Linked DNA regions of Mus musculus: regions 2, 3 and 4 are each linked to region 1. A link is a loop called in an ENCODE intact Hi-C map of the cell type or tissue named here. Cell type or tissue: left cerebral cortex. All regions are shown on one strand.

Region 1 (8,000 bases):
TTTTCTCAAAATTGTTGGAGACCTTTGTCCTCAGTCTCCCTCCCTTCCTATTTTATCATCCCACCATTCACACAAGGAGAAATATATGTCAAACCCCAACTTTAACCTTATCAGCATTCAGCTTGACAAAGGTACATCCCTGTACACACAGGAAAGAAAAAGCCATAAAATCTGAACTCATTTAATCTTAGAGGCAGTAGGATAACATCAGAGGATAAAACAGGGCAATTTTGAAACACCCCCCCCCCACACACACACCCAACAAACAAACAAAACATCAGATTCCTGTCTTAAAATAAGCCATCTTCCCGCAGAATGTGATGCTTATGTGAGAAAGTATTTACATGAGAAGTAAAAAGACACTAAGTGTTCAGAGTATCTGAAAACCCACACTATTCCTAAGAAACTGTCAACTTATTATTTATTACTAGCTAATCTTCTGTTTATTCCCACACTTGCTCACTGTTTCAACCTGTTCTTCAGACGTAGGTCAAAGTATATCTAATGTAAACCTATCTTTTTTTCACTTAAGACAAAACTGCATTTTGGAAAAAAGGGAATATAAACCAAAGCAGAACTGGAAACTAAAATGGAGCAGGTAAAAACTACAGACAGGGTAGGATCCTCTTCAAAAGCAAAAATGACAATTTCCCATTCAAAAAAACAAAAATAAAAACAAAAAAAAAACAAAAAACAAAAACATCTCAAGCCAGTGACAAGTGAGGCTGAAGGTTAGAAGCTGAAATAATCAGACTAAAAAGTAATGGTAGTTCTGACTATATATCCTTTGCTCACAGATCCTGGTTAAGCATCCATTTGTAAGCTCTACTACAGAATACTCAAGCTGTAACTCTCAAGTTAACTAGCAATAATCACTGAAGATGGAGCTCTTTTTTACTGTCTTTACTTCATAGAGATTTACTTTAGCATGTGTGAGTGCTTTGCCGGTGTTTATATACAGCATGTGTGTGTGTGCCTGCAGAGGTCAGAGGAAGGCACTGGATGTCTGAAAGCAGAGCTATAGGCAGTGGTTAGCTACCATGAGGGTGCTGAAAACATAGGGAACCAGCCCCAGAGAGAGTGCTGCATACCACATCAAAACAAATAGGGAAAATGGTTAACCCTACTCAACTCCTTCAATACCTACCTTTAATATTCTCTACCTCTAACTTTGTTCTCTAATTAAATAGATGGCCCAGAAGTTGAGGACCACTGGTCTATAAGGTTTTTTGTGTGTAAGTTATTTCTCTAAGATAAAAATAAACCTGAATAGGACAAAACAAATGGACAAGAAAACAAACAAAAGAGAACCAAGAAAAAAAAAAACAAACAAAAGAGAACCAAGAAAAAAACCTTAAGAAACATATACAGATGGAGAGGTACACACATTCACACCACTGAAAGAGTTTATAGGAAACATTAAAGTGTGAAGCATTCTGGCTTCAATTTACTACCTCCTATTACTTCCTCATGAAAGCAAACTGTAATTTTTTTCAGGGAGTTTCACTTTAGCACCACCAAGAGGCTCAGCCAGCAGAAGCCCGTGTTGCACACTCTCCTTTTACTTCCCAGAACCCACACAAAGATGGGGGAAGAGAAATGTGACACCACCTCTGGCTCCCATGTAACTGTATGGTGTGCATACACACACATATCATGCACAGTAATTTTTATATCCTCACTTTATTATTTCTAGCTATCTTAATTACCAAGATAACAGCTTCTTAGTAAGAAGGCTATATAAAACAGTTAGTAATTCCTAACCAACTCCATTTTGCCTCTCTCCTGTACTTTACTATCTATTAGTAATGCCTTTTTATATTTTCAAACCAGTGCTGATACTATTTTTACATCTAATACAAAATCATTATGCCGACCAACCAAACCACACAGCTTTTTCATGTACTTAAGTACAATTATTTTCTAGATTGTGTAAAATACGGAAATTTATATTTTGTATCAAACTTACTATTTGTACTATTTATTTAATTTGATTTATAATGCTGGATTTTCTATGTGAAATCTTAATGAAATTTCAGCTCCATTACATAATTTATTGGAATATCATTATAAATGGGATTGCCACAGACCAAAGTAGTGTTTTAGAACACATGACTGTTCTGGGCTTTTAAAACTATTCTTCTATTCTATTGCTTAATGATGCTACTCACAACACAAAGCCATCATTCATGCCTGCGATGTTGCCGATTACATAAACCTGCCATAGAACAAATTATGTGAAAGTTCAACAATTGTACACAGAACATAAAATCTGATCATGAAAATAATAACTGATATTGACATGTGTATATGTATTTACTATATTTTTTGTTGCTATTTTTTAGTCCTTGTACGACAACTTTATAACCTGGTATGATAGTGCCTTTATTCCCAGAACTTAGGGGGCAGAGGCAAGTGAGTCTGAATGGGGAGGACAACTTAGCTCACATGGTGAGTTCCAGGTCAGCCAGGGCTATAAATTGAGGATCTGTCTTAGGGAAGGAGGGAGAGAGGAAGGGAGGGAAGGAGGTCGGTTCCTTGAACATGCTACATAAGGACTATACCATTGAGCCACATGCCTCACCCAAAATTTTCTGTTAAAAAAATACTTACTGTCTAGGCTATAGCAGCAGGGAATACCATACGAAGGGAAGTCCCATGCCCATCAGTAGATGGCCAACACAATGGTATGGTATTTTTGGAGGATTATTTTATTCTTTTTTGATATCATGTTTTGTCTGAGTTTTGTTTTTGTTTTTAAAACAAAAAAAAAGGTGTGACTATGCGTGCCTCTCCATCTGTACGTATTTGTGTTTATTCCTTGGTTCTTGTTTTGTTTTGTTTTGTTTTCTTGTCCATTTGTTTTGTCCTATTCAGGTATATTTTTACCTTTATCTTAGAGAAATAACTTACACACAAAAATTGGTTATAGACCAGTGGTTCTCAAACTGTGGGCCGAGAGCCCTTTGGGGATTAAATGACATTTCATAATGGTTGCCTATCAGATATTCTGGATATCAGGTATTTAAATTAAAATTCATAACTAGCAAAATTTCAGTTATGTTTGGGGGTCAGCACAACATGAGGAGGTGTTTTAAAGGGTAGAAGGGGGAGAACCACTATTATAGAGAGAAGCTTGTATTACTATTATTTCCTTACAGGCAAAAAGTAGAAATTGAAATAGCCATCAACTAATACATGAAGACACATAGTACAGTCTAAGACTCTCAGCACTATCACCATAGATACAAAGTCAGAAACAGGCTTGGGGTGCCTGCCTTTAATCCTACCATGTGAGCGTGAAGTACAAAATTAGTCTGAGCCAGCCTGAGCTACACAGTGGACTCTAGACCAGACTACACTTCAAGTCCCTTTCTTCAAAAGAAGAAAAAAGAAAGAGAACTCTATACAATGAAATATTATGCAGCCATAGAAATAATTAAGTTATAATAGACATACCTATAGACTAAGTGAAGAAAGTGCAGGCATAAAAGGTCACATATTTTATGTACCAAAAAAAAAAAAAAAAAGTTCAGAGTATGACACAGGAGTCAGAATAAAAGAAAATAGGAAATGAAGCCAATGTTATATTTTTGAAACCATGAAAACACGGAGAATTAGAGGTGATAGCAGAACAAACTGGCAAACATACTAGAAACTACGACAGAACTAACTTTTCAGGTAATCTCTAACCATCTTTTTGGTGTTGCTATAGATAACGAAGAGTGTAAATTTATAAGCAACAGTATGAATCAACTTCCAATTAACACATGCATAAGAAAATGACTCACCACTTTTTCCTTATAAATAGCAATATTACATATTCTATCAAGTGATTTCAAGCATCAAAACACGTTGCTCAAGAAAGCAATTTGCTAATTATAAGGTAACTTACAAATATAACTTAACTTACATTTCAACAATTCTTCTATTCTATTCTATAGTCTAATACTCTCAGCACTGTTACCATTCCCTTAACAAAAAGAGAGGAGAAAAATATCAAGAAACTGTAATAGAGTAGAAGAATCACAGAAGTCAGTGGTTTCAAATAACTCTTAAGCTATAAAAACATCATTTAAAGCTCTCACGGGGGCTGGAGAGATGGCTCAGTGGTTAAGAGCACTGACTGTTCTTCCAGAGGTCCTGAGTTCAATCCCCAGCAACCACATGATGACTCACAACCATCTGTAATGGAATCCAACGCCCTGTTCTGGTGTGTCTGAAGACAGCAACAAGGTACTCATATACATAAAATAAAATAAAATCTTTAAAAAAAAAAAAAAAAGCTCTCACAAAGGCAAGTCTTGGTGGCACATGGCTTCTATCGTATCTCAGGAGGCAGAAAGAGGAAAGAGGACCTCAGTGACTATACAGCCAGCCAGGGATATGTAAAAACCTACCTCAGCAAAACAAAACAAGACTGTCCTACTATTTTAGCAACTTTACTGTTCTTTGCTGCCATGGAGACCTCCAACTCTACTAAGGGAAAATAACAGAATCCTCAAGACTTTATTTATATTTAAGAACATAATATTAATTCAAGTAAACTGGAAATGTCAAAAGACATGGAAGACACATATTATTAGGAAAATGTCTCAACTGTAAGAAATGAGAAACCTCAGAAGCACTTTGCAATTCATTCTCTTCTTCATCATTACTTCTTCCCTTTCAGTATTCATTCCAAAGTGCCTGATATTTAAACACAGCCATTCTCTACCCAAGTGCTTTATATGAGTGGACTCTCCTAACCTATGGATAAAAAAATAAGAGTAATAAAAGATGAGAAACACCCCCTCCCCAGCACAGCCGGGCATGGCAGCATAACGCCTTTAATCCCGGCACTCGGGAGGCAGAGGCAGGCGGATTTCTGAGTTCGAGGCCAGCCTGGTCTACAAAAGTGAGTTCCAGGACAGCCAGGGCTACAGAAACCCTGTCTCAGAGGGGAAAAAAAAAAAAAAAGAAAAAAAGATGAGAACCCATTTTGGTCCTGGGTCTCTTTTAGGCTACAAATTCTTATAATACGTATTATTTGACTGAGGCCTACCTTTGGAATGTGCTAAAAAGTGTGGAGACTTAGCATATCAACAAAGCTAATACTGGTCTATTATTGTACGTGTTTAGATACTCTTAACATGAATATTATTGTTTCAGGCACAGTAACTCTAAATTTTACATGTGTATCCTTTACTCTTCAGTAGGATCAAGGAAATATGGGTCCTGAAACTAAACAAAATCTGAAACACACATCTTCTTCAATTAAAATGAGATTTTAACTGACTTGCTTAGCTTAAATACAGACCTGTATAGGTGGGATATCTGGCAACGATGGAAGGTTTTCTGGATTGGTGACTGAGGGTATTAATTCTATTGCTGTAACAGACGGGCTGGTGGGACCTCGATTTGCATTTGCCATAGTTGCTGTGGTGGGACTTGTTGGGTTGATTGGGTTGTGTGCTGATACAACAGGAAACGGTCCAGCATGTCCTGGATTTGAATGCTGTTTTAAAAAGAAGGTACTATTTATTATGTGCTCTGTCAGTATCTCTGAACCATACCTTAGCAACAATTGTAACTATTTTTAGTGTGTACTTTCCAAACTAAAAGTACCTGCAACTGACAAAGTGGGGGCCTCTCATATGCAAGAGAACAGTTTAAACGAGTCTTCATTTTTCACTCGTTTTTATGTACTATCTAAAGAAAAACAGATTTGCAAATAATTGTTAATCTGTCAGCCTACTGATATGATCTTCAGAATAAGGATGTATGAAGATGTGAAAGCCACCAAGTTTGCAAATAGCAGGACACAGAAAGCACAGTTCTGAACATATTCCTCTCTGATTCTTTAGTCTTTTAGCCAATTAAAAAAGAACTACAAAATGTAACTTGATATGGTAGAAATTCATGAGTTTCAGAAAGGAATTATGACATTGATTTCTAGCTCTACTATTATACAGTCCTAAACAGTGACATAATCTTACATAGTAACCCTGAATTATGGATAAATGATTCCATTCTGATTTCATTAAGAGAACTATTACAAGGATTAAGGTCATACATATTTAAGGTCTTTTGGAAATATTTCTGAGCTGCCAGATAAGTCCTTGGAACCATATGTGGCTCTCTGGAGAGTAACAAGCGCATTAATCACCATTTCTCCACCCTATATAATTGGCTTTTGAGACAAAATCTACTATAGCCTAGGCTGACCTTGAATTTTCTATAAAGCTAAGGATAACCTTGAACTTCTGATCTCCTGCCTCTACCTCTCTAGCACTGGAATGACAATCAAAGCCACTCAACCTGAGATCATCATCATCGTCATCAGAAACATCTTGGGAGTTTCTTGGCAGTAATGGATCAATCCCAGAATTTCAACCATTTTACAACAGACCTACACCCTAACCCACAGTAATTTATAAGATTAGGCATATCTAAAACAAATAACACCTGAGTATAGAAAAGAAAATATATAAAAACACAGACATACACACACAGATAACCTTATTAAAGAATTCTTTGTTATCAAGATCAAAATGTCATGTTAAAAAGCATACTAACTGTATCAGGAAAACTCTAACTTTGATTTTCAGAATTATCATTTGTGACTAAAGGTAAATCAAATGTTCCTTGACTTGTTTTTCACTCTAGGCAATGAGCTTAGATAAACAGAGTATCTTAATCCATATTGTAAGTTTAAAGAGACAAATTTTCATGTGAATGTACATTTTTTTGGGCAAACAGATATATGTAGAATATCAAACTATCATAAATATCAAAGACCCTCATCAACAACTCTAATTATAAAAAATGATCTTTTAGTTTTAAAATTGTATGATTCTTACAAATGTAACTCTAGGCATACTTGTCTTTGGAGATGTGGCTGCATCATGGAATACTGAGGGGCACTGTGCCTGGGGATCCCTGGTATTCTGGCAGCATTCTGAGCCAGTCTCATTTGATGGGCTTGAAATGCTCCACAGTTCATGTTGCCTCTTTGCATTGTTTGCACACTGATCAATCTTGGAGGCTGTAAAAAAGCAGACATTTTAATTCATATAGTAGTTCCTTTTTTTTTTTTTTCTTTTTTCTTTTGGCTTTTTGAGACAGGGTTTCTCTTTGTAGCCATGGCTGTCCTGGAACTCACTATGAAGACCAGGCTATTCTCAACCTCAGAGATCCACTTGCCTATGCCTCCCAAGTGCTGGGATTAAAGGCAAACTCCACCATGCCCAGCTGATATTTCTACAAATTTATTGTTCAAATCATAAAATGTTAAGGTAACAGTAATTCAGTTAGAACAGAAGGGTATAAATATTAAGTAGTATTAAGGGTACACTATTAGGTCATATTCTCTTTCCAAACCCAATACTTACAGAACTGATAATTACTATAAAAAGTAACTCCAAATTTTTCCTATCTACCTTTTCTAGGTGGGAGTGCGGGAAGGAAATGGAGGTCGACATTAACTCATCTCGTGCGGAGCTAACAATATTGATTGTGAAGCAGCATATAAACAACATCAAAGAAAAGAGTAATTTCAGCCAATGCCTAACGCATCAAAGCTTAGAAACAATCTGGGTCACACAAATGGGGGGGGGGGGTATATAACATATCAAGAGGCAAAATGTCACTGCTTCCCATGATCTTAACACCTTTATTCTTTAAACTTCCCCCAAATTTCTGACCTTTGAACTTCACCTAGTAACTCATATTGTGTAATTCATGTGCAAAGAAGTAAGTGTAGATTTGTGGTCATCTCAATTTCTATCATTAATGGAAGAGCACAATGCTTACCTGTTGTTGTAACATCTGTGGGGCTGCTTGCCTAGGATGCTGCTGGGTTGTTGCTGTTGTTGTTGGTATAGGAGCTGGTGGTTGCTGCAGTCTCATCTGTTGTAACTGCTGATGTTTCTGTGCATACACTTGTTGCTGCATGTGCTGGAGTCGAAGCTGTGCTAAATTAATCTGTCCAGGGGTTTTACTAATGTGGTTTGTCCCTG
Region 2 (8,000 bases), 280 kb after region 1:
AAGTACAGAAAGTAGAGCTTATGGATTCTAAATAACTTAAGATACGTAACACTAAGAAAATTCTAGCCGGGTGTGGTGGTGCATGCCTTTAATCCCAGCACTCAGGAGGCAGAAGCAGGCAGATTTCTGAGTTTGAGGCTAGCCTGGCCTACAGAGTGAGTTCCAGGACAGCCAGGGCTTTACAGAGAAAACCTGTCTCAAAAAATTAAAAAAACAAAAAAACCAAAAAAAAAAACCTCCCTCAAGGCTGGAGAGATGGCTCAGGGATTAAGAACACTGTCTACTCTTTCAGGTGACCCAGGTTCAATTGCTAGTACCCACACAGGGCCCCAGACATCTATAACTCCAGTTCTAAGGCATCTGGAACCCTCCTCTGGCCTCCTTGAGCACCAGGCCCATGTGTGCATAGACATAGCAAAACAACGCGTACCCAGAAATAAAACTAAATCTTCTTAAAAAAGAATACCTCCCCCATAAAGTTGCCAAGAGTAAACAAATTCATACATATTCAGAACAGTGTCTGACCCATTGTGTATACTTTGTAAGTCTGCCAACACCTCGTGCGCCACTACGCCCGGCTGATGGAGGTATTCTTATAATAAATTCAGAAACACAGAGACACACAGATTTAGTATTTTGTCCTAAAGTTACTTAGCTAATTAATAACAGAGCCATGTTTTAACTTTGACAGTGACTAAAGATAGAATGCTGCTGTAAGAGAGAGAGACCCAGTGTTTTGGGGGTCTACCTCTGCTATATGGATGGGCAGTGGTGGTGCATGCCTTTAATCCCAGAACTGGGGAGGCAGAGGCAGAGGCAGGTGGAGCTCTGTGAGTTCAAGGCTAGCCTGATCAAAGAGTTCCAGGCCACACAAAGAAACCCTGTCTTTAAAACCAGACCAAACTTAAACAAACAAACAGAAAAATCACAACAACTCTGAAAATCTAACACCTCTGAACTCAGAATATTGGCTGGGAGTGTTGGCATATACCTATAAAGTTAGCACTTGGAAGGCTGAGGCCAAGTGCTAAATTCAAGGTAAGTCTGGGATACATAGCAACATCCTGTCTCAAAAATGTAAAATGAGTAAGAATGTTGTACTAAAATCCTTAGGGCCCAAATAGCTCTGAAACTCACCAGTTCTCTGAGAAGTCTTACTGTTACTCTGTAGCAGACCCCATTTCCCGAGTAGTACCGTGACAGTACACCACACACTCAGTGAAAATCAGATTCTTCTCTTTTTCTTTCTTTTGTTTTTTGAGACAGGGTTTCTCTGTGTAGCCCTGTCTGTCCTGGAACTCACTCTGTAAACCAGGCTGGCCTCGAACTTAGAAATCCGCCTGCCTTTGCCTCCTGAGTGCTGGGATTAAAGGTGTGCACCATCACTGCCTAGCAGATTCTTTTTAATATTTGGGGTTTAAAGATGGTCCATGGGCAAAGGCGCCTGCTAACTAAGCCAAGATGCCCAGGCCCTAAGGAGGGAGCTTTTATTAGCTGTCTTCTGCCTCCCATGGCACATATCTGCTGTTGCACTTGTTCTGGCCTCCACAAAACAAAACAAAACAAAACAATATCACCAAAATGTTAAAAAGTTGTATGTTTCCTAAGTCCATATACTTTAGTATAGTTTCAGAGCACATACAAATTTTTTGTTTCAGAAAATATCCCCAGTACCTGTAGAGGTTAATATCTGCAAATGATTTGCTATTATTGATGGCAAATACACAGAGGAACCCTTCGCCTGTCCTCATGTACTGGTCTCTCATGGCACTGTACTCCTCTTGTCCAGCTGTGTCCAGTATGTCCAGCAGGCAGGTCTCACCATCAATCACCACTTGCTTTCGGTAAGAATCCTGGGAATATGAAAGAGTGAGGAGGTGGTGGTGGGGGGGACAAGGACAGGCTCAATCTTTATTTAAAACCAGAGAAATGTAATTAACCAGGATGAATACGCCTACCTATGTGATTTACCCTCAACCCGCTAACAGTAGCATGAATAGCAAACAAACATACACATACATAATCACACGCATGCATGCACACATGACATAAGGGCAGGTGAATTTATATCTGTGAGTTCAAGTCTCAGGCCAGCCAGGGTAGTGCAGTGAGACCCTGTTTCAAAAAAAAACAAAACAAAAACAAAACCAGCCTGAGTTATGAGGTTAAGACAAAAACAAAAAACAAACAAACAATAACAACAACAACAACAAAAACAAAAAACCAAAGAAAACAAAACCACTAATAAAAAATAACAAAACCAGAAACATCTAGTATGGATTTATGGCCAAATTCTTATTTTTATTATATAATAGTCCAAACTTAGAAGACCTTATCTGTGGTTTTGGAAATGTGCTTATATTTTGTTTCATGAATATATTAAAATGTAACCTGTGTAGACATCTGAATTTAACTAACATTCCTGTGTGTTAGAACAGGTTTACACATGAAAAAAATATTTGGTTTTTGTAAACAGGGCCTCAGTAAGTAGTTCAGGCAAGCCTAGAAATTGAAACCTCCTCCCTCAGCCTCTTGAATGCTTACAAATTGGACTTATACATACCTGCACCATTAATCCCAGGGAAGTGATAGAAATTTAACGTCATATAGAAATATGAGACTTGTAAGGATTTAGGTGATTTTCCTCAATATCCGTAACTAAATTGTGAAGAAATTCCTAGATACAATGACTCAAAATCTCAACTTGTTTCTACCCCAACTCAATCTGGACTAGATCAAAAATGACAACTTCAGACTATCCAGAGCTCTGAGTTCTCTATCCTCACTGTATGATCGCCTACAATCTTTTTCCTTGTGACCTACGTTTCTATTAAAGAGCTGTGACATAAAGAAACAATGAAAACTGTGTTCTTTTAAAAGGAAATCCTCAGTAAGCACGAACTTGTTTACTGCTTTTTTGGAATACCTCCTTGCTTTCTCTTCTCTTTACTTTCAAAGAGCCGTTATGGGCAAGAGAAAGCCCAAAGTGAGGATAAGGGCCAGGCAGGGGCTGGGCCTCACCTCTATGGTGGGATCATATTCATCCACAAAGTGGTTCTGGATTAGCTGGATCGTCAAGGCGCTTTTCCCAACACCACCTGCTCCAACCACCACCAGTTTGTACTCAGTCATTTCACACCAGCAAAAACCTGTAGAAAAGCAGCAATTACGATTAAACTGGCAAACCAAACCTACAATACTTCAAGGGCTTCTATGAGTTTACCAAACTCTTCTGTTTCTAAGGCACCCATTCGATACACGTGGCCTTCCACTAAGTTCTCAAAGTGATTCAGAAACATAGCATTCCTTGCAGATGAGTGCGGGCCAGATTATTGGATTAAAGACCAGCGACTATTTTTTCAATCTACTCGGCCCCGCCCTCAGTTTACGGGAAAAGAACCCCCCTCTTCCAATTCCTGCAAACCCAAGCTCTGGGGTCCGCCTGGCACAACCACTTCCCGAAACTCCCCTTTCCGGCTCCGAAAATCACCCCAGAGCCAGCCAGAGTCCCCCACCCAAGCCTTTGTTTCAGCTCGCCAAGTCTCCGCGTCTCCCCGCCCCGCCAGGCGTTCACACGCTGAGAAGTCCGACGCCAGGCAGGCCGGAGCTTTACCTCAAACTCCGCAGACCCCGCCTCGGGAGGCTTTTGGACTTCAACCTGAGAAGCTGTTGGAGACCCCGAAACCGCCATGAACAGCCCCCGCCAGGGAGCGGCACTTCCGGCCCCACCCGCTACGTAATCACTAGGCGCCCAAGGCGCCCCAGTCCCCGCCCCAGCCACGTGGGCCGACGACTAGAGTCTTGCAGCCGGCCGCACCCAGTCCAGCCCCGCCCCGCCCCCATTTCAATAATGAAAGCGCTAGGTGCTAGTGTCTCAAAAATCAGTAAAACTTTATTCGCTTCCATTCTTTCGCCATTAACATAAAACCGGAGAAAGCAAAAATGTTTTGTGTTTACAAAGATAAACGGCCTCTTTACCCAGAGTTCAAAACCTCAAATGACAACGGGGAAGATGAAAGCGCCCTCCCCGACAACCCCTGAGCTGACCCTTGTCATTGTTAGACAAAAAGCCTTCACTCCACTTGCCAGGGACCCTGTTTGGGGCCAATTCAAGATGAAGGCCGAGAAATCAGGCCAATCCGTTCCCGTGATACAAAGTTGAACAGAAGCTACACCAAGGATCAAGTGCCTGTATTGAACAGGGCACTGGAACCACGGGGCTATTTATTAAAAAAAACAGGATTCATTTCAGGCACAACTTTTTTATTATTATTATTTTTTTGTTCATTTTGTTTTTAAATCAGTAAAAGAAACTGGGTCCTAGAAGCTGCAGTGATCTAAGCAGCAGCAATTTTGTGCATTCGTCTTTTGTTTAAATATGTTTAAATTATCACACTGCTGGCACACTTCATTTGCATGAAATTCTGCACCACACATACTAATTGTAGTAAAGTTATTTACCCCCCCCATCCCAGGAAGAAAAAAAAAAAAAAACTACTCGGGAAGATAATTTTCACTGAAATGTAATCAAACTTCGTTAAGTGGATTGTGACAAGATTATAAATGATATGAAAATAACATTTTAACATTTGGCCATCAACTTAAGAATATCGTTTGCTATATAAATTTTTGCAATTTTTAAAGGTAATATATTCTACCTTCATATGGTCCTCAGAATTAAAGCATAATGAACAGGGAAAAAATAGGAAAAGAATGCAGCTGAGTGTTAAGTCATGAAGGTAGAGTATATACTGACTAGAGTGCAGAATTTCATAGGGCCAACAAAGTAACAGTCTGCATTGTTCACTTACACAGGCCAAGTGGAATTTGCAATTACCAGTTGCGTTAAATGCACCAAATAAAGCTCCTAAATTGACACTATAAGGCGCCACCTTTAAGTTTTCCAGGCTGCAACTGTGCATAATTTTAAAATGGTTTCTTAAATTTATTTATTTTTTTCTTTAAACATAACACGAGGAAGGTGTTAAAACTGGTGTAATAGCTCAATAGAATAAGTATTCCAGATTTTGGGAGGGATGAAGAGAAAGATATTCAGAACCCTTCACCAGAATCCCCCCAACTCGACCATAGTGAATTAATGATGTGCTTTGTGGACGTGGTTAGTCAATGACACCAGCTTGACGGATCTTTCTTTCTGCACCAAATCCCTATGAAGAAATATAACAGTTAATGATTTGAGTGTATTGACAATCACAACATACAATTCTAAAATCAACTATGAAAGTATTTATCATATCCACTACCAATTCTCTCCTAAGAGTAAGAAACTTATTAAATAGAATATACCAAGAAATGCACTTCTTGGTGTAATCAGTTATCCTACCATGGGCAAAGCAGAGAGTGGGGAGTTCAAGGCCACTCTAATCTACATATGAGACCCTATCTCAAAACGGAAAGAAGTGCTTCTTATAGAAAGCATCTACTCTATTAGGGTCTGAATTAATGTGTTAGGGAGTCCAAATTAGTGATAAGCAACCCTTGCTTGCTTCACTAACTTCTTTAAGCTCAAGTAAGATTATTAGTTGACCTCCCTCACATCCCTAATGAAATCATACCATTGAGTTATCTGGTCCCCTTGGCTGACGAAGAACCATTAGACGTGGAGCACTGGCATCATCCAGGGTGATGTTCTTTAGGCGATTGACCAACCGGTCAGGTCGAGGAGCTGCAACAGCTTTGGGGCCTTCACTGTAAGAGTGAAAGTGAGAAGAACCAACAATTGCTGGGAAGAAGGCAAGCAGTTGTATGTTCCCTACCCAAATGACTCACTTTTAATGAGGGAGACTCTTCTTGCCTCATCTTAGCTAGCAAGACAAGACAGACAAGTTTATATATACTTCCCAGCTCAGAGTTTCAACAGCATTGGAGCTATAAAGAATCCTAGACTTGTCAACAGAGAGACTAATTCCAGATACACAAAACAAGGTAAAAGATGTTAAAAAAAAAAAATCTTGAAAAAAAGCCAAATATGAAGAAATAGGTCTAGATTCCTATCTCTTAAAGGAACAATGTTGAGATTAAAAACCTAATAGCATAAGTTAGAATGACTAAGGTATAAAACTGAGACCTATCTCAAACATTTCAGCAGCACAAAGTCTAAAAGTGAGTAGACAGAAAGAGCGAGCCAATAAGCTAAACTCTTAAGTACAAGGATCATATAACCGTTTAGTATTTAAGCTACAGCACACACAGTGCTAACGCATCATAGTACCTAAGTGTTTCTCAGGTCAGGGTTATAGGACTCAAAGCCAGACAATAAATACCAGAGATAGAAAAATAGATATGGTGGCACATGGCAGCAAGCTGAAAGTAAGGTAAGTCACGGATATAAAACTGAGACCTATCTCAAACAAAGCAATGACTAGCAGAAAAAGACAAAATTAGATAGAGATAGAAGTGTAAAATAGTTCCTACTAAACCCAGCCAGAGGAGAGTGGCAAAGAAAGCACAGAATGCATGAATGAGTGAGGGATGAACTCAGAGCAGTTATTTCCAACCATAATAAACCATAGAAACTCACCAGACTCGCCAGACATTACAGGCACTGCACTTCCCAGTGCGCTGATTAAGGATCACTGAGAATTCCACCTCATCTCCTGCCTGTAGCTCAACGCCATCCTGAACTTCTTTCACATGGAAAAAGAGCTTCTTGCTATCTCCTACTTCATAGTTAATAAAGCCAAACTGGAAAAAGAGCACACACAAAACAAAATTTACAATGGAGAACACATACCACAGAAAGGAAGAGCAATTCACTTTGAAAGATAATGCTAACCCTAATTAGAAAGGACTTAGAAAACATGGCATTACTAATGATGAGCTAAATTCAGCTGGTGTATGATAGAATTCATCAGGAAAGTCATACCTCTGAAACAACTGCCATTCATTCTATTCTAAGCATGACTAAGACAATCCCCACCAAGTGACATTATTAATAATCACACTTATTTTCTCCTCACTAATGTTGTTACTTTATCCCTTGTCCCAAAGCAATAAAGTCTAAAAAACTGAGACATCCATGAAAGTTTAAATGCCAGTACTCAAGAGGGTGAATTCCAGATCAGCCAAAACAGCATAGAGAAACCATGTCTTAAAAATAAACAAGTAAGCAAGCAAGCAAGCAAGTAAATATTGGCTGATGACTTTCCCTGACCAAGTTCAGGACAGACTGCACATCCAGAGACATAGCACTTAATTACCTGATCTTTCACACACTCCACAGTAGCCCTACGAAGGGGTGTGATGTTGTAGGCCATAGTTTGTGCATTTTGGCCAAGTACACACAACTGGAACTTGACACTCTCCCCTTTCTGTAGGCAATCCCCTTTGTTGGCCATCCCAACTATGCCAAAAGGATACACTTCACCTTTCATATCCCCTGTAAGCAAAACAGTACAAAATCTAAATATACACACTAGAAATACATTTTGTTACCTTATTATTTTCTTTAAACTTAAAAGTTTTACCTTAAAGATTAACATGGAAACAAGCAACAAAACAAGGACAAATCCTAACACTAACTTCTAAAATGCATTATGAAACAACCAGCCAAAAACAAAACTAAACAAACAAAAATAAAAAAAACCCAGGTGGCAATCTAGCAAAACACAGGCAAACAGATACAGATAAAAGGATTTTTTTGTTGTTATGATTCAGACTCCTTAAGAGTTCAGGGCTATAAACCAGGCTCTCTTCTCATCTGCTCCACCGCCACTCTTCACTGTAACAGCAAAAAAGTGACCCAGAGACGAATGCAAGAGATAGGTAGTAAGCAATGCTCGTTGATTCACAATGCATTAACAAGCTTCAGAGGTGGAAATGCTTATAGTAAACTACCTCAGAATCAGAGGTAACTTTTTTTTTCCTTCAAATTTTCAGCTCCTAAAACATGCAGGGCCCAAATGTCTGAAATAATTTCAGCAGACTAACTTGTTAAGAGGTATAGTCATTTATTATACATCTCTATGATTCATAATTTT
Region 3 (8,000 bases), 300 kb after region 1:
TTTGTTCGTATGTATGTATGCAGACAACATTTGGTGACTGGTGCCCACAAAGGCCAGAAGAGGCCATCAGATGCCTTGCAACTGAGTATGTATGCGCTGAGGTTGGTGCTAGGAACTGAACGTAGGTCCTATACAAGAGTATCAAGTATTCAAACTACTGTGGCATCTTTCTAGCCTCTTGGGATTTTTTTTTGTTGTTTTAGTTTAAGAAATCTTATAATTTCATTCCTTTAAATCTTCTAAGTATCTAAAGAAAAAAAAAAAACAAACCTCAAATATATCTTTTTACCAGTTAAGTTTTTCAGATCTCAAAATGACATTGCCATAGTAAAAATTAGGGCACATATTTCAGTAGTAAGCAAAACTAATATGTTCATCTTTTCTGGCTTATAACAGACTGAAAAGTCCTATCAGGAACAAGCAGACACACAGTAGAAAGTTCAAAAGTGAGCTGACAGATTACCTCCTACTTTTAAGTCTTGGAGGTTGCCATTATATTGTGAACAGTGGAAGAAAAGTCTAGCTTGCCGTTCTGAACACTGAATGAATCCGTAAGAGGTCAAGAGTTTTTCAATAACCCCAGTTTCACGAAGTGCTGCTGAAGTACCATTGGGGTACCCATTGTGTCCATTGTTGTGGAGAAGGTTTGGATCAAAGCTCATCTGTTTAAAAAAAAAAAGTCAATATATATAGATCTATGTATACAAAACAAAAAAAAACCCCAAACAATACTAACACTAGGTAAAACAACACTTAGTGAAAGTTCTTAACATTAACTTTAAATTACTGAAGCAATTTTAAAATAATAGTGGTTAATATAAAAACTAGTAACCTAGAATTACCAGATTAAGAAAATATCTTAATACTATTTGGTAAGTCATGCAGATTAAATTCATAAAGTTAGCAGAAATTAACACAATAAATGTCTTATTCAATATTTAATTCAAATTTAAAAATTGTAGCACAACACACACTCAAGTCCTTAGGGAAAAAATTGAAAATTATGAGGGAAAAAAATTTGAAAATTATGAGTCAAAAATATCTCCAATACAAATTCCTAGCCATAGAGTTGTCTAACAATGTTTAGTTAATTTCTAAGGACATTCAAAACCTTTTTCTTGCTAAGAAAACACTGATATCTCTAATGTCATCTGTTTCAATGATCAATTCTGAGCTATATAATAAAGCAAATGAAACATTCTCTTCAGTGAAAAAGGAGTTACTGAAATACAATACAATACAATACAATGCAATCTGTTTAGGTCAAATACTTTTTTACTTTGGTGATTTCATAAATCATAAAAATGAATTATTTGTTAAGTTTGAAAGAAGCTAAGGGGCTAGAGAGATGTCTCAGCGGTTAAGAGCACTGACTGCTTTTCCAAAGGTACTGAGTTCAATTCCCAGCAACCATATGGTGGCTTCATAACCGCCTGTAATGGGATCTGAAACCCTTCTCTGGTGTGTCTGAAGATAGCTACAATGTACCCATATACATAAAATAAATTAATCCTAAGAAAAATAAAAAAGAAGCATAAGATGGAATAAGCATCCAAAAAAGGCTGAGTAATTTACCACAGAAGCACTAGCTCTAAGTCTTTACATTAACTTTAAAAGTCCCTTGCATTGAAATTATGACATAAACATTTCTAGCTCCATGAAATGTTGGGCAATTATTAAAAAAGATATATCTTCAATGACCAATATTCTTTATTATGTGAATGATGGGAGTTTCGTCTACATGTATGTCTGTGTATCACATACTGCTTACTCTCCATAAAGGCCGGAGTCCAGCAGTGGATCTGCTGGAACCAGAGTCACAGACAGGTGCGAGCTGCTAGGTATTGAGAATCAAACCTGGGTCCTTGGAAGAGCAGCCAGCACTCTTAACCACTGAGCCATCTCTCCAGTCCCAAGGACCAAAATTCTTGAAAAATAAATGGTTAAGTAAGGTGGTGGTGGAACAAGCCTTTAATCCCAGCATTGAGGAGACAGGGGCAGGTGGATCTGAGAGAGGTCCAAGCCACCCTACTCTACAGAGTAAATTCCATAAGAGGCAGAGCTACTGAGAGAAACCCTATATTAAAGGGAAAAAAAAGATAAACCGTTAAATAATACACTAATACATGGGATGTCCAAAATATGCAAATCAATGCACACCCGTTAGTAATTGGGTTCTATTTCCTTTGTATTAGCCACTGTTCTGAAATGTATTAACCTAATTTTCACAAAAACAATACACTATGCCCATTTTACCATGTAGAAAACAACCACTGGCCGAAATTCACTGATAGACAACTCAAACGAGGTCCACCTCCACACAACTGGCTTTAAATTCTCCAACTAAAGCCACTTGACAATTTAATTAAAACAGCAGAGTCAGATTCAGTGAAGATAAGGGTATAAACTCTCCTCTTCCAACAAGATCTAAGGCAAGCAATGCTTCTTCACTCTTTAAGACATTTTTACAACAGCAGGGTCCGAAAGTTAATCTTTCAAAAGTCAAAGTCAAAGAAATGATTAGGAAGCTATAAATTGAGCCTACTGGCACTTCAACCAGACGACGTGGCCCCCATAAGCCATGCGTGTAACACAATGCAAGACAAACTGAATCACTCCTTTCCTGACTTACAGATCTCTGATATGTGGGGGTCCTCTTTTGTTTTTTTGTCCAGGATGAGGTAGATGATGAAGATAAAGGTAAAGAAAGTGAAGGAGGGGCTGCAGGAGTGGGCTGAGGATCTGATGACACGGTAAGCATGTTCTCCATGTCAAGCAGCTGTGACAACATAGCATAATGTTTAACAAGTACAAGAGTAAATAAACGTCCAACTGAAAGGTTCTCTCAGATACATTAAACAGTCCTGTGTTATAAGGAACTTTACAAACGTCTTAAGAACACTAGTGGCACAATGCTAGCACATGCTTTTCATCCCTCATTGGTGGAGGCAGAGGCAGGCAGATCTCTGTGTTAAGAGGCCAGCCCGGTCTACAGAGCAAGTTCCAGGACAGCCAGGGCTATACAGAGAAACCCTGTCTCAAAAAACAAAACAAAAAAAGAACTTTAGTGGCTAATAAGGAGACCACTGTTCCAAATTTCTTTTCAATTTCCAAACAGTAAACAGAATCTATTATCAATTATAGCCCAATGGAAAATAGAATACTGCATTTATGGTTCTGCCCAAGATAAAAATTAGTTTCTATGAATATTACTATATGATATGAATATGAGCTATATAAATGTAGCTTATATCTCACTAAACTGATATATCAAATATACTTCTTATATAACTTAATATTACTGAAAATTAAACTGCAAACTCACTAAGTTGACAGTGAAGTCTCTTTCTTATTCATTTGTTCTCAGTATACTATAGTTGAAATATACTCGAATGAATGGCCCTACACATTTAGTTATCTAGGCTCGACTCCATAGCAGAGGCACTGTCAGCAGAAAGAAATGTATATATATGGAAGGCAAGCAAAGCACAAGCAAAGCACATGGACATCAACACGTTTATTCCCAGAACTAACTATTCAACCTCATTATGAAAGACATGACTATTTAATAAGATCTAATGTATAAGCCGGACTTATATTAGAAACATTAAAACACACTCCATAAATAATGCCCCTGAGATAATTTATAATAGGATGAAGTTTAAAACAAAACAAAGGAAAAATAAAAAGTCAAGCATGATAGCTCACGTGTATAATCCTAGCATTTGAGAGGCTAAAGCAGGCGTATTACTGAGTTGGGGGCCAGCAAGTACTATAATAAAATCCTGTTTTACAAAACAGGAGAAAACAGCACAACAAAAACAATCCTCCAACACATCAGTTCTCAACCTGTGGGTTGTGACCCCTTGGGGGAGAGGGGTTTCAAGAATGACTCTTTCACAGGGGTCTAAGACTACCCCAAAACAGACATTTACATTATGATCAACAGCAGCAAAATTATAGTTATGAAGTAACAATGAAAATAATCTTATAGCTGGGCAGTGGTGGCGCAGGCCTTTAATTCCAGCACTTGGGAGGCAGAGGCAGGTGGATTTTTGAGTTCGAGGCCAGCCTGGTCTACAGAGTAAGTTCCAGGACAGCCAGGGCTACACAGAGAAACCCTGTCTCGAAAAACCAAAAAGATTGAAAAAATAAATTAAAAAAAAGATTTTTATGGTTGGAGGTCACCACAACATGAGGTATTATATTAAAGGGTATTAAACATTAAGAAGGAAGGTTGAGAAGCACTGCTCCAAAACAAAACAAATACTTCAAGTAAGCACTTGTAATCCCAGCACTTAGAAAGTAAAGAGTTGATTTAAAAAAACAACAACAAAAAAACCCTTTGAAGACCTGATTACCAAAAAGGCTTAGAAACAAGAGATTCAATCAAACAAAAACTCACCCACAAACAAAACAAACTAAGTATACACACCATACTGGTGAAGAGGACACAAACCTATATTAACAGGTAACCTGTTTCCATAATACTGTTTATTTTTATTTTCTGTTCATTTGTTAGCACTCTTTCCAAGGCAACCAAAGTGTAATTATGCATTTATAAAACAGTTTTATAAACGTCTCACTGACATGTAATATAATCAAATTGATTTGAGGACCATTATTCTAGGTTACTGACTTAGATCAGGAATGTCAAAGTCCTATTTCTTCATGTTTAGATCTTAGTCTTACTACATGGATTTTTTTTAAAAGAATTAATTTATTTATTTTATATATGTGAGTACAGTGTAGCTGTCTTCAGACACCCCAGAAGAGGGCATCAGATCCCATTACAGATGGTTGTGAGCCACCATGTGGTTGCTGGGAATTGAACTCAGGTCCTCTGGAAGAGCAGCCAGTGCTCTTAACTGCTGAGACATCTCTCCAGCCCACTACATGGATTTTACAATGAACAGACAGACCCAGAAAGCTGTAACCCTAACCGGCCACCATCATTCATTTCCAAAATTTCCATTCCTGATACATTGTAGAAAGAAATCCCCCCTTTCTCTCCAGTCTGCCTGTCTTGAGTGCTTAAAGACATGTGCCACCATACCTGGCATGGTTCACACTCCTAACCCATGCTGGTTTATTATTCAATCAGGCAGACTTTGAAATAAGCTGTGGAGGATGATCCTGATCTCCTGAACCTTTCTGCCCCAGCCTCCTATGTGCTAGGAGTACAGATGTGCTCCTCCACATTGGCTCTCCTCTCAGCTTCCTAAACTCAGTAGTTGTTCTTACGATTGTTTTCGGCATAGATTTGCAATAACTATTACTAAAGTGTATTTCACCATTTTTATAGTATTTTGATTAAAGCAGAACAGTGATTATTTCCCTATTAGGCACACTAAAGTTTTTAGTAACTGTGTAACTTAAGCACACACCCTTTACTCAATTTATTAATACAGCACATTAGGGAAATATTCCAACCCTCACTACCCACCCCTACAACAAAATAACAAAAGCCCAAAAAAGACCGCGTGTCTGTAACCCAAGGACTTGGGAGGTAGATGCAAGAGGATGAGCTCAAGAACACCCTTTACTGTTAGAGAACAGCCTGGGCTGGGACCTGTCTTAAAAAGAAGTTGCAGCAGCAGCAACAACAACAACAACCCAACCAACAAAACACTGTAACCTATTGTTTTAAGTCACACCTTTAATCCCAGCACTTGGGAGGCAGAGGCAGGTGGATTTCTGAGTTTGAGGCCAGCCTGGTCTACAGAGTGAGTTTTAGGACAGCCAGGGCTATACAGAGAAACCCTGTCTCGAAAAACCAAAAATAAATAAATAAATAAAAATTCTATTTGTGTTTGTGGGTGGGTATGCCACAAACATTTTGTTTCCTGTGCAGTCAAGATCTATGAGCACCTAAATTGGGCCCTCTGGAAGTAGCTGCGAACAGACTTAACCCCTACACCATCACTTCATCTCCCTCAAGTGCCCTGTGCTGGTTAACTTGCACAGATCAAGCTTAAATTGCTAAAACGTTTATAGTCTTTTATTGTTCTGAATTCATACCCATATTAGGATGTTGGGATAGTTCAAGGTGTCCTTCACATAAAAAATTTAGATTAAGTATCTAGAGTTGCCAGGATGCATGTTTTCTGGTTCCTAAGTGAAACTGCTTAATTTCTTTTTTTTTTTGTTTTTTTCGAGACAGGGGTTCTCTGTATAGCCCTGGCTGTCCTGGACCTCACTTTGTAGACCAGGCTGGCCTCGAACTCAGAAATCCGCCTGCCTCTGCCTCCCGAGTGCTGGGATTAAAGGCGTGTGCCACCTCGCCTGGCTGAAACTGCTTAATTTTTAAAAATGTTTTTATTACCAGTTTTTTTTGAGCCATGGTTTTGCTGTATACTACTACAGGCCAGCCCTGAATGCACAATCCTCTTGCTTCAACTTTCTGAGGCATGTGCTACCCATACCTGGATCTCAAGTTTTTCTTTAAGTGGTCTTGATTGACTTGGGTTGGATATCTTAAGTAACATGGGAATTCTTTTGTGGAAGATCGAGTCTCATACAGCTGAGTTTAATTAATATTCCTGCTATTTACTAAAGTACCTACCACCAAGATGTACCAACTAAGTTTTATATGAATATTGATGAGTTTGTATCTTAAATAGAATTGTTAATACATCCTTAACTTGTGCAGTATTGTATGAAGAGAGTGAGTTATCAATTAAAAACATGCCTCTATATGAAAAAAAAAGTATCTACTTAGTATAACTGCTTATTATTAGAGCTTTAAGAAAAACAGGGCACAGGCTGGAGAGGTGGCTCAGCAGGTAAGAGCACTGACTGCTCTTCCAGAGGTCCTGAGTTCAATTCCCAGCAACCACATGGTGGGGCTCACAACCATTTGTAATGGGACCTGATGCCCTCTTCTGGTGTACATTAAGACAGCTACAGTGTATACACATAAAATAAATAAAACTTAAAAAAAAAAGATTCAAAACAAAACAAAAAACCAAAAGACAAAAACAGGGCACAACAGAATCTGGAACATATACCTGGAGACCTTCCTAAAAACCAGTCTGTTAAATTCATTGGTTCCTACCCTGACTTTGGGAACAGTGCCTTTAGTTTTAGAACATGGGTCTCCATTTATGTTATTGCCATGTCCCTTATAGTTAGCAAGTTATCCTGTCACCCATTAAAAGCTTCAGTTTTCTCTCGATACTACTGCTATAAACTCGAAAATAAAAATTACCTTCAGAAAAACAAACAACCCCCTAGGATTTTCTACATTTTTATTTTGTCATCTTTAAACTGTTTTAATTAAATGACTCAAACTAATTCATGTGTACTTTCTCAAGCCACTAAATCTCTTCCCAAGCCTTTTGTTTCTCCCTATCCCTCTATATTTACACATTCTCATCTATGTACTACTTGTATAAATTTTACACACACACACACACACACGTATGTGTGTGTGTATTCCCCTTTAAAACTAGGGTTTCCAAACTATAACCACGTATATGAATGGAAATGAATAGAAATGAATAATGAAACCCATTGCTTCTTTGTATGCTAACCTAAAAATGAAAACAAACTAACACCACTCAGGGATTCTATTACATTACCAATGCTTCCTTAATAGGAAACTTCTTTCATTTAAGCATTTTACAACTTTACAATCACAACATTAGATCTCTGGCCTTAGAGTCAAGATCTTCTACTTCAATTGTATGGTTTACAACTATGTGCATATAACCCACTTTTCAGAAGTTAGGAGTACACAGGGTATATTCATCTTATATACTGAAAACTGTTCATACAGCAATATTCAGAATACAAAGATTAGATCAAGCTGTAGCAAATGAAATTTTTACTCTATATCCATCTCTGTAATTCATATCTGTGAAATAAATATGGAAAACTTTCACACAACCATCTAGCATCCTTAAGATACAGTCTTGCTGTTACCCATACTGTCTTCAAGTTGTGGGCTCAAGTCCTGCCTCTCAGCCCACCAAGAAATTGAGACTAGAAGCACACAT
Region 4 (8,000 bases), 53 kb after region 1:
AGGTACAATGTTCTTAATCAAGCCATTTCTCCAGTCACTCTAGATCAGTGGTTCTCAACCTATGGATGGTGACCGCTTTGGCAAACCTCTATCTTCAAAAATATTTATATGATTCACAACAGAAACAATATTAGTTATGAAATAGCAACAAAAATTATTTTGGGAGGCTGGAGAGATGGCTCAGAAGTTAAAAACACTGACTGCTCTTCTAGAAGACCATGGTTCAATTCCCAGCACCCACAGCATGGCAGCTCACATTGTCAACAACTCTAGTTCCAGTTTAAGTAAATCATTTTAAAAAATAGTAATTTTATGGTTAGGGTCACCACAGCCTGAGAAACTGTAGTAACGGGTCACTGCATTAGGGAGGCTGAGAATCACTGCTCTAGATGATCCTTATTTGTTCAAAAGCTATTTATTGAAAACATATTCTACAATACTCTAATAGGAAATAGTGATGATTAAGTATAAAATTAGATTTCAACTGTGTTCTGAAATGCAAAGGGTGCATATTAGAGCTACTCCTGACAAAGTATCTTCTAGACTGCTTGACTAAAAATAATGGCTGATTCCATACTCAATTTGTTTTAGATACTCTTCAAAAAAACACCATTACTTAGAAATGATTGTGTTTATTCCCATCCACTTAATTTAGTTAAAATACAAAGGGGAGAGGGGTGCTGGAGAGATGGCTCAGCAGTTAAGAGCACTGACTACTCTTCTGAAGGTCCTGAGTTCAAATCCCAGTAACCACATGGTGGCTCACAACCATCCCTAATGAAATCTGACTCCCTCTTCTGGTGTGTCTTAAGACAGCTACACTGTACTTACATATAATAAAAAATAAATCTTTAAAAAGCACGGGGGGGAGGGGGGGGAGCCGCGTGTGGTGGCGCACGCCTTTAATCCCAGCGCTCGGGAGGCAGAGGCAGGCGGATTTCTGAGTTCAAGGCCAGCCTGGTCTACAGAGTGAGTTCCAGGACAGCCAGAGCTACACAGAAAAACCCTGTCTCGACAAAAGAACAAAAACAAAAACAAAAAAAGGGGGAGGAGAACTGAGGGAATTTATAGATTCCTGCACAAATTTCAGAGAGCCAATGTTGTAAGGTCAGTTTCTCAGCTAATCACTCAGATACAGTTGCTTCTTCAGTTCCCACTTAATGTAACAGGCTTCCACAAGAACACTGAACCTCATGTGTCTTACTATGCTCTTAAGGGCATATGCAGTTATCCCCTTTAAACCTATTATTTAGTATCTCCATCAGCCAAAATTCAATTTTTGATATATCTGTTGTTATGTGAAGACAGATTCTGTGTGCATGCAAATCAGGTTGGCTTTAAACTCAACAGCAATGCTCACGCTCCAGCCTAAGTGGTGGGATCATAGGTATATGTCAGCACACAGCTCAGAACTTTACTCTCGGTTGAGCAGTGGGAGTTCACGCCTTTAATCCCAAGACTCAGGAAAAGAGGAAGGAGGTTCTCTGAGTTTAAGGTCAGCTTAGTCTACAGATTGAGTTTCAGGACAGCCATGACTACAATGAGAGATTAACTCTAAAACAAAAACAAAAAAAGAAATTTTATTCTTAACATTATTGCCTGTCACGTTCAAAACCGCAATATCCTTCCTTCTTCCATCACCAATACCTGACTATGTGCCTGAGATTCCTCATTTAAACAGAGGTACAACCCACCAAACAAGAAACCTGGAAATCATCTAGCAATGGTGCTCTCCTCCATCTCCATTTCTATGGCCACTTACACTCAGTTACTGGTAATAAACTGCCTGCCATTTATTTTGTTAGCAACTACCATGTACCAGTCACTTTATATTTTCTTTCACTTCATATTCTCAACCCTATAGTGTACTACTTCTGTCCCTATTTTACAAATGAGGAAAAAATAAATTATGAAATAATTCATCTGTCCAAAACCTAAGTAGGAAATGGACCTAGGGGAAAGCCCAAAATCAGCCATTTCTCAAAAAGCTAACACCCACCCTACTATCAAATGTGCCCTGTGTAACAGCTACTACAGGTCTTTACTGCCCAGTCCACACATTTTCTTCCCTAGAATTGGCAAAAGTTCTCCTAACCGGTCTTCCCACCTGCAGTCATGCCTCTCCTCATTCCTCCAAATGCGCTAAGCCATATTTTCTGGATCAAGACATGATTATTTTTCCTCTTGATATAAAAACTCTTCCAGAGTTGGGCTAGTTCAACTGACCATGAAGTCCCCACTCCCCATTCCATCAGCAGCACTGCATAAATCCAGAAGTTGTGGTGAATGAATGGCTGTACTCCCTGAAGTTAGACAAAAGCAATAGAATTAAAAGTTCAAGGTCACCCTATAGCCTAGGATAAAAGAGACCCTTCAGGAAGGTCCTCTGGTCTACAGGATAAATACCAAACAACCCTTTAGGACAGTCCACAATCCCTTCCCTGAAGTTCCAAAATTAATTCAAAAGCTTTGAAATAGGGCTGGTGAGATGGCTCAGTGGGTAAGAGCACCCGACTGCTCTTCTGAAGGTCCAGAGTTCAAATCCCAGCAACCACATGGTGGCTCACAACCATCTGTAACAAGATCTGACCCCCTCTTCTGGAGTGTCTGAAGACAGCTACAGTGTACTTACATATAATAAATAAATAAATCTTTAAAAAATAAAAAAGCTTTGAAATATAAACCTTTTAGCAAGCTCATCAGAACGCCTATTAGTTGTAGGATGTTATCTACCCATAGTATATTTATTTAATTTCTATATAGAAACACTTTCATAATGGGCATGTAGTACCCTGCTAGAGTACTACACAAGAGATCTTTCTAGGAAACAGAAAAATCCAATATGGCATCTCAAATCCAAACACAGTTTCCAGAAACTGGAAGGATGGACTTCCTTAACTATGTAGCCAATTAATCCAATCTAACTTCCAGTCATCTTACATACCATCCTTTAGTTAGAGTTGTAGAAAGTGTCCTGTGCTGGGAATACTGTCCGCCCCCGCGAAGTGGTCACTCAAGCTTTCCAGCCAGGCCTTCCTTCTAATGCCACAACCATGATACCCACACCTCTACTGCTTCAGGTGACACAGGGTTCCACTACTGGACTGAAGGAGTCCTCACTGAGCATTTTATTCAGTTCTAGCACAGTGCCCTGAATACTTGAGCTATTAATGCATAACAAATGAAATAACATAAGCCCAACTCTCCCTGACACTCTTCCCTTCCAAGTTCCTCTCTTCATCCTCAAATCCCAGGATTTCCCCTTAACCACGCAGGCCCCTCACAACTAATATCACTTACCAAGCTCCTCATCGCAATGTCACCCTAGTGCCTTCTTCTAACCCAAGGACTCCAATGTCTTTTATTACCATTTAATCGGTAGCTCTTTCTCTTAACCGAACAGGCCAATAAGCAATCCATTCCAACCCCTAGCTATCAACACTGTCGGACCAGGCCTTCCCACCCCAACTCACTTCTCACGGAGGGTTCGGTACACCCCTTTTCTGTCTCTTTAGTCCACCCTCTGCAGAAGCGCCTCAAACCTCCCTCTCAGCATCCCCTCCCCCAGCCCCTCGCAGCCGGCACCCCTCCCTTCTCTCTCCCCATATCTCCGGCGGTGCAGCTTCTCTGGTAACCGTCCCCGGGGCCGTAGCTTTCGTCTCGGAGACCTCTCTGCACTGCACCGTCCGAGCACCCTCGGCACCCCAAGCCGCCACACCAGATTCTCCCGGGTGCGGCCTGCTGCTCACCTTGCTGGACGTCACCGTTGCTGCCCCCAGGGATGGGCACGCTGAGCTGGCGCTCCGGCTCCGGCAGACAGCGCAGGCAGAAGGAGTGCAGGCAGGGGAGCAGCTTGGGCTCCGCCTCGCGCCGGCTCTGCAAGCTCTGCTGACACACCGCGCAGGTGTCCAGAAGCGAGGCTGGTGGTCCGAGAGGTGGCCCCGACGAGGAACCAGGAGCCGGGGCGGGAGCGGGGGCCGGGGCCGGGGCCGGGGCCGGGGCCGGGGCTGGGGCAGCAGCTGGAGCCGGCGTCGATGCCGCGCCTCCGGGGACCGCGGAGCCCACTGAGGCCGCGGGGACCGAGGCGGCCGGGGCCGAGCTTGAGGAGGCCGCGGCCACCCCCCCGTCGTCGGGCCCAGCCGCACCGCCCTCCGCGCCAGCCCTGCCGCCTTCCTCCTCCTCCTCCTCCACCAGCACCGCGGCGAGAGGCGGCTCCGCCTCCTGCGCCGTGGGCCCGGCGGCCCCGGCGGTTACCGGCGCGCTACCGCTGCCCCCGCCGCCACTCTCTGCCTCACCGCCGCCTTTGTTTTCCGCCATGTTTTCCTCTTTGAACCCGCCGGACCGCCCCGCGCCGCCCGCCGCTCGCGCCGCCGCCGCCGCCCCCAGCCTCAGCCGCAGCCACAGCAAGAGCGGCCGCCGAGAGCGAGCGAAGTAGCGAGCGAGCGAGCGAGCGAACGCACGAGAGCGCGCGCGCACGCGGCGCCCCCGCCCTCGCGTCGCGGGGCGGGAGGGGTGGGCACGCGCACGTACGCACCGACGTCCTCCGGAGGGAGGCGGGAACTCCGGCCGCGCGCGCTCGCGGGACAGACCGCGATGCAGCTCCGCGCCTCGGTGTGGTCTGTTGCCACCCGGCTGGAGTTGTGTAGCTCGGTAGGAGCTGGTGGAACTGGGTCTCTATGATGTGGCTGCTAGCGCCGAAGCCGCGGTGGTGCGGGAAGAAGGGAGGGAAAACATGCAGGAGTAGGAGGCCGGCTTGCGTTCGCCCCCGAGCGAGCGTCTCCACGGCGACGCCATCCCCAGCGACGGGCGCGCCACCGCGGAAGCTTCACCTGTCGCGCGCTTGGTCGCGGAGGCCTCCTACCGAGGAGGTGCGGACCACCTGGGTCTTCGCTGGGTGTTGCTGGACCGCGTTCTCTAGAGGGCTGTGACACCCGAGAGCGGCTGCGCAGAGTTCCCCCCACCACGTACACACACACCCCAAAAGTCTCCAGATATAGGCTCCTGCGGTGAGACAGAAGTCTTCTAATAGCTATTTTTAGCTTCTTAAGGTGATTCTCCAACGTTGCTACATACCTGAAAGCCAATCAAATGAGCTTTTTTCTAAACAGAGATGCCAGGGCCACACCCCAAAACAGAATCAGGAAGTTGAAAACCAGATGAATGTTGAAAAGTCCCTGCGGCTGATGTGCCAGTTTGGGAGACCATGTTTCTAACCAATATTATATCCCGAGAATCTCACTCGGCGTCCCCGGGTGGGCCAGCTGACTGTCCTCACCACCTCAATCTTAGAAGCTTTATGAAAGGGTTTTGTTTTGTTGGTATCGGGCCTCTCCGCCTCAGGCTGCCATCAGACCTTCATTTAGCCAGTGCTGCCAGAACAAGTGTAACTTGATATAGTGCCCACCTGTAGTCACCTGCAGGGAGACTGCTGAGTTCCTGGCCAGCTTAAGCATCAGGCTTCATAGGGAGACCTTGCCTCCAAAAAGAAATGGGGGAGGGGAAATGATGTAAGTGCAACAGCTGTTTTAATGTGAGTCTCACAAGCCCGTCCTAGACCGTAGTTATACAGGAAATTTATTTGGGTGAGTTTTTAAATTCACAGAAAAGCGTTTTTCATCAATTCCTTCAAAATCTCTTCTGACTTTCGTGTTAAGATAGAAACGTTGGGGTTCCTGCAGGAGAACAAAGAAACTCTCTGCCTTCAAGAAGTTGACAGTTTAGAGGATGAACATGGAGAGTATGTCGGGGGAAATGATAAATGCTTTGGAGTAAAAATAAGGCGAGTGTAAAGGATTTGTGCTGATTGAGCAAGGGCTCTGCTGATAAGGTGAAGAAACCTGGCTTGCACAAGAGTATTCCAGACAGGAGCAGGTGGCAAAAAACAAAGGGCCTAAGGCAAACAGAGACCCTGGAATTAGTGTGAGAGGAATGGCTTCAACAAGGAAAGGAAAAATAGGAGATAACACTTGTGGTCGTTTGAATAAAAATGGCCTCCATGTGGCCAGGCCTGGTGGCCCACGCCTTTAATCCCAGCACTCAGGAGGCAGAGGCAGGTGGATTTCTGAGTTCGAGGCCAGCCTGGTCTACAAAGTGAGTTCCAGGACAGCCAGGACTACACAGAGAAACCCTGTCTCAAAATAACCAAAAGAAAAAACAAAAACAAAGAATGGCCTCCATAGTTTCATTTATTTAAATGGTTGGTCACCTGGGAGCAGAACGGCTTGAAAGTATCAGGAGGAAGTATGTCACTGAGGTGTGCAAAGGTATGCAAAGAACACATTAACTTCCATATGCTTTGTCACTAAGTTCAAAAACCACAAGTATCAAAGAGAACAGGATTTCTGCATCTAATCATTATCTACCAGCTTTTCTGTATTTCCAGGACCACGGAGGAGGACATTGGTATTCCAGTAATAAATACAACAGTACATAAGCAGAAATTTCCAATTTACAAAGTGCTTTCAGACATATCCCTAACTTTTTGTTGTTGCTGTTGTTGTTGTTTTGGTTTTGTTTTTGGCTTTGGTTTTTCAAGACAGGTTTTCTCTGTAGCCCTGGCTGTCCTGGAACTCACTCTGTAGACCAGGTTGGCCTCAAACTCAGAAATCTGCCTGCCTCTGCTTCCCAAGTGCTGGGATTAAAGGCGTGCGCCACCATGCCCGGCATCCCTAACTTTTGCAATTAATAAAATATATACTAGCTTAAATAATAAGTAGATTTTTAATATTATATAAATATATTATAATGCATTGGCTATCTATTGCTAAACAATAAGGTAGTTTGTAATATTTTATTAAAATACTATGATTAGCATTATGGCCATCCTTTACATGTCTCTGTTCGGAGTATTTTTAAAAATGGAATTGCTGATCCACATAGTACGGCCATTGTAAAGGTTTTTGATAATACAAATTCAATATCTTAGGCTATTAAATAATCATTAGGCTAGACAAGAATTTTCTGAACGGAACAATAACACAGAGCTAGCCACAAATGTCACCAGATGGAGAGACTACATGTAATTGAAAAGTTTCTCCACAGCAAAGGAACTGTCAGTAGAGCACAGAGACAGTGCACAGAACAGGGGGAAAGCTTTACCGGTTACAGCTCGGACAAGGGGCTACTATCCAGACTTTACCAAACACTGAGAAAAATGCTCGGACAAGGGGCTACTATCCAGACTTTACCAAACACTGAGAAAAATAAATACCAAGCAACTAAAATGGCCAGTCACCAAACGAGCTAATGAATAGACACTTTAAAAGAAAAAAAAAAAAAAAGAAGGAAAGAAAGAAAGAAATGCAAATAAATTGCCAATGACTATTTTTCAAAAATGTTCAACTTCCATAGTCATCAGGGAAATGCAAATAAACTATTTTGAGATACCATTTTACCCCAGTTAAAATGGCAATCATCAAGAAAACTGAAAACAAGTGTTAAAGAGGATGTTGAGAAAAAGGAACCCTAATTTAAAAAAAAAAAACAAATAGCCTTGATGTATTTTTATCTAAATATAAATAAAATTGACTTTCAGTTCTTTCATGTGTGTCTCTAAAGATATTTCTATTTTGTCATACTCCACTTATTCCTAAATCCAGTCTGCCCAGATTTCCACTCATACCACTCTACCACCAGGGTTTCACCAGCCTTGTAATTTATATCCATATTTTTGCATTCGACCTGCCTGTCTGATTCCAAACCTTCATTTCTTCTCAAGGCCACATATCACTGTTGCCCTCTCCCTTTCCAGGATCATTTCCTTGGCTTTCATGACGTGAGCCTCTCCTGATTATCCTCCTGCCACATGAACATGTAGTTTCCATGCTACGGGCTGTGTCAGGGGCTCCCAGTACCAGCCTTAGGCTCAGTGCTTTGCTGAGTAAAGCCACAAAATTTCAAAAGTCTGTTATAATTTTTGAAAGTTGCCAGGTCTAGGTAAAAAAAGCATGGAGAGCAAAGGCCAGTGGAAAACAGGCTCAAAGTCTCCACGTGTCCCTTTG

What was found. Hi-C counts contacts between places; a loop is a spot of excess contacts. Peaks named below come from ENCODE experiments on the same cell type or tissue, not always from the same donor. Only the 100,000 strongest peaks of a DNase experiment are listed, where the experiment ranks them.
Region 2: it touches region 1 in a loop (3-fold over the local background); 4 of 42 quality-filtered maps call a loop at or near these places.
Region 3: it touches region 1 in a loop (2.6-fold over the local background); 5 of 42 quality-filtered maps call a loop at or near these places.
Region 4: a loop joins it to region 1, with 2.3 times the contacts of the local background. A loop is called at or near these places in 3 of 42 quality-filtered maps.

The regions. Positions count from the first base shown.
Region 1 is chr3:103,329,107-103,337,106 of GRCm38, reverse strand. It overlaps Trim33 (tripartite motif-containing 33), which reads right to left. Exons shown (of 20, transcript NM_053170.3): 9 at 7,795-8,000; 10 at 6,863-7,027; 11 at 5,300-5,497. Among named protein-coding and RNA genes, the nearest start is that of Trim33, 54 kb to the right of the region's middle. In left cerebral cortex, no CTCF peak of the experiment used is centred here; DNase peaks (open chromatin) are centred at 1,567 and 4,181.
Region 2 is chr3:103,054,054-103,062,053 of GRCm38, reverse strand. Csde1 (cold shock domain containing E1, RNA binding) reads right to left here. Exons shown (of 19, transcript NM_001161854.2): 16 at 7,221-7,399; 17 at 6,542-6,705; 18 at 5,577-5,709; 19 at 3,868-5,168. The coding sequence ends at 5,121. Nras (neuroblastoma ras oncogene) reads right to left here and starts at 3,769. Exons shown (of 7, transcript NM_010937.2): 1 at 3,614-3,769; 2 at 3,022-3,149; 3 at 1,675-1,853. The coding sequence starts at 3,132. In left cerebral cortex, a CTCF peak has its summit at 3,683; a DNase peak (open chromatin) is centred at 3,750; H3K4me3 peaks cover 1,496 bases; H3K27ac peaks cover 707 bases.
Region 3 is chr3:103,031,354-103,039,353 of GRCm38, reverse strand. It overlaps Csde1 (cold shock domain containing E1, RNA binding), which reads right to left. Exons shown (of 19, transcript NM_001161854.2): 3 at 464-662. The coding sequence starts at 662. Among named protein-coding and RNA genes, the nearest start is that of Csde1, 15 kb to the right of the region's middle. In left cerebral cortex, no CTCF peak of the experiment used is centred here; no DNase peak of the experiment used is centred here.
Region 4 is chr3:103,276,196-103,284,195 of GRCm38, reverse strand. It overlaps Trim33 (tripartite motif-containing 33), which reads right to left and starts at 4,903. Exons shown (of 20, transcript NM_053170.3): 1 at 3,750-4,903. The coding sequence starts at 4,317. In left cerebral cortex, no CTCF peak of the experiment used is centred here; DNase peaks (open chromatin) are centred at 3,709, 4,542, 4,776, 5,400 and 1 more place; H3K4me3 peaks cover 2,851 bases; H3K27ac peaks cover 2,267 bases.